Regions from separate parts of the Mus musculus genome. Here region 1 is linked to region 2. A link is a contact called in ENCODE Hi-C or POLR2A ChIA-PET data. All regions are on one chromosome and are shown on one strand. Each heading gives the region's core, a stretch centred on a gene start or an enhancer-like site at or near the end of the contact. The rest is flanking DNA. Distances are from core to core; before and after follow the strand shown. Region 1 overlaps Hivep2 (human immunodeficiency virus type I enhancer binding protein 2). Region 2 holds the start of Hivep2 (human immunodeficiency virus type I enhancer binding protein 2).

Region 1 (4,747 bases), core at 1,168-3,667, 52 kb before region 2:
AGCAGAAAGGCCATTTGCAGCCAAGCTCTTGCTCTAACTTAGGTTTGCTCATCAAACGCATACCATCACACCTTTAGAGTGTCACAGTACTGAGGATTACAGAAATCATCCTCCAGGGAGAGGGAAAGCGGGGCTGAGGAGGAAGGATAGAGCTACATATATAGTTATAAAAATGCCAAAGCAGATTCCATGCTAAGCTCTGCCAAAAAGAGAACAATTACTCTTACCCATCAGCATGCAGCCTCAAAATTATATTCTCTTTTCCAAATAGAAGCCGTCATCAGATTACAAAAAACGAGGATATCCTGCCGAAACTCAACTAGTTCTTATATGGCATAAGCACAATGCAATCAAGGGACAAGCAGCTATTCCCTCCCACACAAATTATATTCTTCTGTGAAATGTATTTTTAATGAAAAATGCATAGCCCTCCTCCGTGTTTGGTTCTGCGCTCCCACTCCTCCACATAAAAGCATACATTCATTTTGAAGAAAGGGAGAACTGTATACCTCCTTAGGACACCCCCTACACCACAGAGCACAGGAGAATAGACGCATCCTACCCCTCAGATGGATCTTTCCACACACTGTCACTCCTCAAAAAGCAAATCGAGTTGCCAGTGACACCTGGGAGATACTTCAATGGAATCAACCAAGAGGGCTTCACCCATGTTTAAGTGATTTCTTTCTAATCAGATGCATTAAGGAAGCTTAATTTATTCGATTACCAATGACTCAAAACCCCTAGCTCTGAATTTCAATCTCTCACAAGTTTCAAGCGATAAATTGCTTGCTTGTGAGTCACCCTGCTTCTCCAAGGAGCGAGTTCTCAAAGGGAAAGGAAAGGGTTTGGGTAGGTGAGCTTTGCCTGGCACCTGCCTCTCTTTCTTTCTCCTACAGTCATTCGAATTTTAAATGACCAAAACTGAAACAACATGACTTGGCAGGTGATAGGTTTTTGCCATTAGGAAGGCTCATGTGAAAGGAAGAGACAAAAATAATTACAAAATGTCCCATGCCCACTTCATGGAACAGAATGAAACCAAAGAGCTATGAATAAAATACTTCCAGACAGTTTCTTCACCCCACACTTCTTTCTCAGGGTACCAGAGGCAGAGATTATCTCCTAATTTGGTTCCTAGGAAGCAAACTATCAAGAAAGTTGTTGCAGTAAGACTGGTAATGCTACATTAAGAGAAAATGCCCTGATTTTGGAAGGGGTGTGTGGGGGAAATAACAAAATTGGTAAGCAAAATCAGTAATTTCTTTTCATAGTGGAAATCGTCTTAAAAGACCAGAAAAGTAATTCTACCTAAATGAGTAAATGTTATAATTGCATTTCAGTAAAAAGAGTGTTTACATTTTGTCTAATTGGCATTTAAAGAAACCAAAATCATCACCAGAAAGATCGCCACCCACAGAGGCAGCCTAGTGTGCCCTGCCTCACATGTGACCCCCACCCACCTGCTTAAGCCCCGCCTTCCTTCACGCCACAGGAAATTGGGAATCACTTCTGCAAACAAGTAGCAGGAGGAAATGATAAAGACAGGAAGATAAAGAGGAGGAAAGAAGTGGTGTGGAGACAGACAGACAGACCATTTGGGGGAGAGCACACACAGCGTTTTAGATATTGGGGCCAATCTGGCTACAGTTTAGTAATCTTACATTCGTTCGAAAGAAAAAAAAAAGTGGGAAAGGAAGCAAATTAAAAATTCCTGTGTGTTAGTTATAATTCATCTCCACACATATACACAAATGCACAGGTCTCCATAGCTTGTCAAAATAAGGTGCAGGTTAAAAAATAAAATCAGTGCTACATGGATAGCCAACTAAACTCAAACACAAAATTCTTATCACTGTGCCTACTCAACATCTTAAAATTTAGAACCTCTGCTCTTATTCATGGCTAACAACAGCAACAACAATTCAGCTGCTCATGGATCTTTCCAGCAGATATGAAAGGCAACCTCTTAACTAATTAGAATCCTATGCAGCTCTATCCAACCCAGAGTTGCCACCCTCCTCCCCCAGCTGCCCACAGCGGGGGTTCTAACTATCCACTTTCTCGGTCCGGAAATGCACCTTTCCCCACAGGCAGCCACAGCGAAGAGCTAAGGAAAGAGCTGAGCCAGGGATTCGGCTGTTCACAAAAGGAATTCCCCTCCCTTCCCCTCTTTCTCCCTCCCCCTTCTTCTTCTGTCCCTCCCCCGTCATCACTGGTGAATAATATCCCTCACTACCTGCCTTGATCAACACCGTGAGCCCCTGTCTTCAGGCATGCAGGGAATTTAACAGCCTGGAAATTCCTGTTGTCCACTCGCTGAGGTCACAGATAAAGCTAAACAACAGCCGTGGCTCCCATCAATCATAAGTCACTCGCTGGGAGAATGTATGGAAGGAGACCTGATGTAAGCGAGTCACCAGAGAAAATACCCACTGATGACGCATATCCAGGCATAAAAATAGTCACAGGGCCCTCAAAGGGATTATTCAACAGCCTACATTTAGACTTTCTTACAACAGACCTGAAGTCAATGTGCCACAGTAAGTGGCTGAAGTTTAAGTTCAACAGACAGAACCAGGAATAGTTGCTTTAAACATGCTCCCACCGTAACAAGCTGTTTAGTAAGTTTTAGCATCTCTTTCTAAGCATCAAACAGTACCAACCAGCCATCTCACAAAATGCCACAGCATTGTTAATTCTACTCACAACTTTCAAAGCACAATTTCTGCTTATAACACACATGGCCTAAGAACATTAGACTCAAGCAGTCCAGAGATACATTGTCACCACAGGAGATACATAGTCACCACAGGAGATACATAGTCGCCACAGGAGATCCATAGTCATGGCTGTTTCCTCAACTGAAGGTAGGAAAATAGTACAAACTGCAGTTGTGAATCTTTTGTCTCTGGAAAACATGCTTTTAAGTGGAATAAAACTTAATAACAAGGTACACCACAGAAGCTGACATTCTGCTCCCTGTCTTTGCGGTTATAATTGTTCAGAAGTGGTTGGATCATTTATAGGAATAATTATGGTGTGTGTTACATACACCTGCTACATGTGGAACATTTATGTGCTCATTAAGATTAATAGCTCATGAGCATGACCACTGTTCAACAAATGGGTGCATGAAAATAAGAAATGATGAGATCTTAACCAAGCAAGTGACAAAATATTAATGATGGCATAAAGCCTGGATTGTTAGGTTGTTGTTGTTGTTGTTGTTGTTTTATGAGGAGAAAAATATCTTTTTACGTGTATCACAATTATAATAATAATTCAAGTTATTTGTTCCTTTCCCATCCTACTCAAACATATGTGCAGCTTGCAGATCAGAAAAGGCTGGATTTTGACATATTTTCTATCTGAATATCTAAAAATGTTCCCCTCCAAGTTTCCTACGGCGAACAATGAAGGAAACTGGCTATCACAGACCCTAAAATTCAGCCTCAGGATTTGAACACCTCGCCTGCTTGCTATGTCCTCCTCCTTGTTAGCCTTACTTGGCGATTCTCCGAATAATGCAGATTTCCACTGTTGTCATGCAAATTTATCAGCCACACAGAAGGGATCTGTGATAGAGTTGATCTCAGTACCTGATGTTACTGGCTGCCCTGCCTACACGACTAGCAAAGGGCTCTTAGCAACAAGACTGTCACTCTGACAGAGCATTGCGGGCTTTTGTTTTAGAAGTATCTGACTTCTCTGGAACAGCAAAGGTGACACCTTTCTCTACTGGTAAGCTCTTCACCACTTTCCTCAAGTATGATAGCAGGGCTATAAATACAGGTGAAAATTATTTTTAGTTCAAAGATTTTTCACAGAGTGCTCGAATTTCTCTCCTATGCATATGTGTCAACAGTATGTGGCCTAGTTTAAGGAACCTAACCGGAAACGTTCACGGGTGCCCCCTAGTTGAGAATCACTAAGCAATGTGGGAGAAACACATGTGCACTTCTACCGGTTAAGTCATCCATATTGCAGCGGTCTAAACAGCTCAAGCATTAGCATCTGTATAAGCTGTGAGGCCATGATAAGTCCTCCTTTTACAGAATTCCACTGTTTGGTTTTTTTTTTTTTAATAAACAATAAAGAAAATTTAAGAAACAAACAAAAAATAATAAGATGAGACACAATCTGCTTTTCCAAAATGAGAATACTTTATAAATTACTGACTCAGAAACCAAGATGATATACACTAATTTTACACAAGCTCTTGGCTTTTAAATAGCTCAAAATGAGCTAAAGGACTCCGACATGATAGCCTCCAGTCATGCTGGCCTATGCATGGGCAAGTCAACCAATGGCAAGTTCCTTTTGAGCCTTGTTTCCAATTGCACGGAGATAGCACCCGTCAACCCAGGGAGCAAGATTGAGCCCCATAAGCTATTCCCATCCTCACTCCTGTTTTTAATAATTCCATATCCATTATGGAATTAAACTTGTTACCAGAGAAACATTTCTTCTTGTAAAGAAAGGGAACTTGCTTACTTATAGACTAGAAACTACACTATCCGGATTTCTGAGCTTGAGGCCAGCCTGGTCTACAGAGTGAGTTCCAGGACAGCCAGGGCTACACAGAGAAACCCTGTCTCAAAACAACCAAACAAAAAAGAAACAACACTATCACAATGGGATTTATATTTCAACTTGAGACATCACTTCCTGCATTATGCACAGCAACAAAGAGCCTAAAGAAAGCACAGCTGGGGTTGGAGAGGTAACTTAATGGTCAAGCACA
Region 2 (4,641 bases), core at 918-3,417:
AATATAGTTTTTAAATAGAGTTATTTTTAAAATGGCAGAAAAGGAAGAACGAAAAAAATCAGTTCAATTTTTCTATTATAATGAAAGGACCGGAAGCAAGCCTCTCTGTGTTCATTTTAGGCCTAAATAACTGTGCAGAGCATAAGGGTTTTGCAATGTCAGTTGCACACACAGCTTCCTGTGTGAATTCTAAGCCATTACAGGTGTCCTGGGGTTTCCAGTGTAACCTATTATCAAGAGATTCCTCTGGTCGCCTCTATGCTAACCCCTCTGCCCTCTGTTCTCAGCCCAAGCACGTTTCTGCGGGTCTCCTCCAGGCGACTGTATTACAGACCCTTTCTCTTCTCTGCGTCTCCGAGGTGAGAGCGCCCACTTTCCCTTGGCGACGCAAGTCAAAAGCTTTCGCATTCAGAGGACTAGTTCCTGCAGTCCTTTGCACTTAGATGCTTTCAAGTAGGCGACTGAGGAACCACTACAAGAGACCCTGCTTCCCCTCGGTCTCTTCCCCACTGGGAGCCGCATCCCTGCAGCACAACATCCAGAGACCCTCTCCGACCTTCTAGCCTCCACAGAGACTGAGCGTGGAGGGTTGGGGTCGCATTTTCTCCTGTCCTCTGCTGCACTGGATATGTTATGTAAGAGGGACAGGACGCGGGAGGCACATGCGTATAAAGCGCACCGATCTGTGATAACAGCTGGGATGGCAAGGCTGATCTGGAGTCGTTCCCCCACCAAATACGACAGACACATCACCCTCACCACACACACACACACACACACACACACACACACATACATAGACGCTATGTTTTCCTGTCTTAGCCCTACCAGCACCAGACGCACAGAATGGAAAGGAGGGGGTTGGGGGTGAAGGGAGGTGAGAGGTGCGGCGGCAGCAGCACATCTGCTTTGATAGCAGCCAGCAGAGCCGCCGCGGCAGAGAGCCCCTCGTTAACCCCCTTCCTGTGGCTGCACCACGTCATGGAACATTCCCGGAACGGGCCAACGTTCCACCCACTTCAGGGAACAGACATAAAGGCGCAGACCCAGCTCCTCGCGGTGCACTGCCCAAACACACATGTTTCTTCCCGATCCCCCGACCAGAAGCACAAACAAGCATGCAATCCGCCCCCACCCGTCTCCAAGCGCCGGGGGCCAGCCGGCGGCGGCTGGAGCCGCTCTGCGGCCGGTGCACCCGCAAGGCGAGGGCGCCTCCGCCTGAACCTTCCATGGAGACAGTCCCCTCCTTCTTCGCTTCCTTCCTTCCTTCTCTCCTTCCTTCCTTCCTCGCTCGGGAGGAGAAAGGAGTCACAGAAATGCCCAGCGCCAGCGCCTCCGCTGCGCTCGCTCGGCCGCAGGCCGGCAGCCCGGCCCTTGCCGTCCGCTCGCCCGCTCGCCCTCCCGCCCGCACCGCCCCCAGCCCCGCGCCGCGCCGCGCCCCCTCCCCCGCTACTTGACAACGGACCGCCGGCCGCGGCAGCCGCAGCGGTGGCCCGGCGGTGCGCGCCGGTGCACGTCCCTCATTAGTAACCAGGCACATTCCTGCCTCCAGCGCTCCCGCGCGGCCCCCTCCCCCCAGGACATTACGCAAAGCAGCCTCCCCTCATCTGCATAGAACCTCGGCCAGGGTATTCCCCGCATTTCCTAATGCGCCCGACCCCCCCCCCCTTGCTTAGGTCTCCCCCATCCCCGCCTCCTCCGACCCTTACCCCTGGGCCACCAGGAAAGCGGCCGGGGGCGCGCGCCGCGAAGGGGGCGATGGAGTTGGGCGAAGGCGATTTCAGGGTAAAGTGAAACAAGCTCGATCTCTGGTGCAGGCAGGAAAAACACAGAACCGAGGCCACTTACCGAGCCGAGAAGGGACCTAGATTCCCGCCGCTCTGCTCTGCCAGCGGCCGGTGCGCCCTCCACGCACCCCAGGGCTGCACCCAGTACCCAAGAGTCGAAGCGTGGAGGGAGGCTGCTACCCAGCCAGAGGACCTTTCAAGTTGCTCGGGCTCCGGGCAAGCTTCAATGTCCAAGACTCAACTTGGCAAATACTTGTGCCACAGTCACCGAAGATGTCTTTTTTTTTTTTTCTTTTTCCTTTTTCTTTCTCTTTTTGCGGAGACCCTCCTCCACCGGGGAGAGACAGCGCACGGCGGCGCCCCGCTCTCCAGCTCTCCACCCCCTCACCTCCAGCCCGCCTCCCGCCGGCCGCCAGCCTCCCGGCCGCGAGCCCCTCGGGCGGCTGTCAGCTCCCGGCAGTCCGGGTGACAGCGGCCGAAGGAGGGCGCGACGCGGCGGGCGGTGGGGGGGATCCTCGCAGCCGCGGCGGCCGCTCACCTGTAAAGTCACCGCAGCGCAGGAGGAGGAAGAGGAGAGAGAGGAGGAGGGGAGGAAAGCCCCCCGGTGCCCTTGTTCTTGCTGCGGCGGCTGCTCCTCGCCCAGGCTGAGCGTGTCTGGTGGGGGGTGTCTGGTAGCATTTCCTTAAGGACAGAGGGAGGGCGGGCGTGGAGGGAGGGAGGAGGGAGGGAGGCGATCCCCACCGCCAGCCCAGGCTCCTCTTGTCTTTATTTATATATTTATTTATTTTCGGACACTGTTAGGAGATGGAGCCAGGGCGGGGGCCAGGGCCGCTAGGCTGGGGCTTGAGCCGCAGGACCCGGGCCGCAGTTTGTCGGCGTGCGGGAGCCGCAGCGGCCACCTCCCCTCCGGGCTGTGGACGCACCGGGTTATTCCTGGCAGCGCCTCCCCGAACAGAAGTTACTAGGAGGAGTGCGCGGCGAGGGCGGGCGGGGGAGAGGGGAGGGAGGGAGGAAGAGGGAGAGACTCAGCCAGCGACGTCATCGGATCCCCCAGCGCGTCCCTGGGAGGGAGGCTGAACCAGAAAAACCAGTCTGGAGCAGGCCAGCGGGGCGAAGGATGTGCGACCCGGACTGGCCCTGATGCGGGCGCGCGGGGAGGGAAGGTCGCGGTCGCGCTCTCTTGCCTCGGAGCCGAGATCTCCGCTGAGAGCGGGTATCGGCTTGCCACGCAGAAACACTGGCGAGTCTGGAGCGGTCTGAGAATTTCCTACTAGGGTGTGGAAACCTCCTTCGCGCCCATTCCCTTCCCTCTCTAGCCCCCTTTCCCACGTACTGGTTCCTTGTGATCTGTGGGATCCTTACATTTTGCCCGCGTACCAAGGATTTCTCGCCTCTTCACCCTCCAGCTGCACTCACGATTTTGTTAACAATTCGGGTGGTGGTGGGGAATTATGTTGCAGCCCCTGGAGCTCACAGTGTGTTTCACTAGCATTTTCCGTGCCGGGGCGGAAGCACGAAGTTTTCACGAGCTCGAAACGCCCCAATTGCTTTCCCCGGGGTCACTCCCCAGGGCGCCCCGGGTGCACCCTGCTCAGGAAGCCGCCCGCCCTCGTCTGGGTATTCAAATAGGCTAGGGCAGCGGTGCGGGGAGCAGCTGCCGGCTTCCTGGGGGGCCGAGCGGGGGAAAGGGGGCGAGCTGCCACCTCCAGCTGCGCGCTTCTGGTTCTCTGCTAGGGACTGAAATCACACCCAGCCCTGGGAGAGCTGGGCGGGGCTGGGGGAGGGGAAGGGAATCCCAAGCGAGTAGGGGCCGGGACTCTGGCTTCCTCCCCAGCCCGGCAACACCCGGGGGACACCGGGGCTCCCTCGGGCCGTTACCCAGCGTGTGTGGACTCGTGTGCACCCTCAAGGGAGGTTCCCAAGAGGTCGCTGCGCTGGAGCGCAGACACTGGCTTCTGGGCGGTGCCGGCGCCCGGAGCGCCTCCTCCGGGTGGGCTCTCCACGGAGCTCGACCGCGCGCCGCCCACTCTTTGGATTCGAGCGTTCAGGAGCTCCCGGGGCCGTAGCACCCTCTCCCCACCCGCCTGTCCGCGCCGCCGCCCTGCCCGGGGCGGAGTAAACAAGAGACGCACAAGATTTGACCTGGCGCGACCCGGCTTTCTGGCCGGGGTTCCCCCGGAGCAGGTGACTCCGTGGGAGGGGTGGAAATTAGCCTCTGGAATTCCGGGCCTGAGACTTGAACTCTGGTTCTGCTTTAAGGCAGATAATAACTAAGATGTTTTAGGTTTCCATTCACAGTTTTCACAGTTACCGAATGTCAAGACATTAAAAAAAAAAATCGCTACCCTTCTCATTACAAGTGAATATATTAAAAAGGAAGGGCCGCCTCTTTAATGAGTTGGAGAAAAACGCCTTTGGTTTCGTTTTGGTTTTGGTTTTGGTTTTGACCTATAAACAGTATTATGAGAGTCCCCATGTTGTGACAGCATTGCTGTGAAGAGCAACTCTACAAAATGCACTTTTAGTCGCTTTTGGAAGAAGAAAAGTTGGAGATATGCAATAAACTTAATTCTGTGTGTGTGTGTGTGTGTGTGTGTGTGTGTGTGTGTGTGTGTGTGTGTGTGTGTGTGTTTAAATGGATCTCAAACTCGGCCTGCTTCCATTTAAGCAACCTCTCCTTTCATTGTGTAAGTTCCTTGATATTCAGCTGCCCGTTGCCTTAAACTAGAAAGCCTTAATAGAAAAAAAAAATCTACCAAGCATCATTTTAAGTTACATCTTTTAAAATCCAAATGTGATTTTTAAAAAGTTCCACCCCCACACTCTCCCTCTTTCTCCCACTTTCATGTCCACA

What was found. A loop is a pair of places that touch in the nucleus more often than their neighbours do. ChIA-PET counts read pairs that join two places held with the same protein, here RNA polymerase II (POLR2A).
Region 1: a loop to region 2 is called in a map of heart, with 4 times the contacts of the local background. The contact joins the enhancer-like site here to the promoter of Hivep2 in region 2. A Hi-C loop is called at or near these places in 11 of 37 maps with a recorded cell type or tissue (Patski, T-helper 17 cell, gastrocnemius and 2 more). POLR2A ChIA-PET finds 5 or more read pairs at or near these places in 1 of 5 experiments (Patski).

The regions. Positions count from the first base shown.
Region 1 is chr10:14,015,606-14,020,352 of GRCm38, reverse strand. The region is part of intron 1 of Hivep2 (human immunodeficiency virus type I enhancer binding protein 2); the gene reads right to left. Among named protein-coding and RNA genes, the nearest start is that of Hivep2, 52 kb to the right of the region's middle. Within about 2 kb of position 2,417, at least 2 of the 3 ENCODE cell types and tissues checked have a DNase peak (open chromatin) inside an H3K27ac peak, as active enhancers do; they include heart and left cerebral cortex, where a contact is called at or near this core.
Region 2 is chr10:13,963,905-13,968,545 of GRCm38, reverse strand. Hivep2 (human immunodeficiency virus type I enhancer binding protein 2) reads right to left here and starts at 2,167. Exons shown (of 9, transcript NM_010437.2): 1 at 1,849-2,167.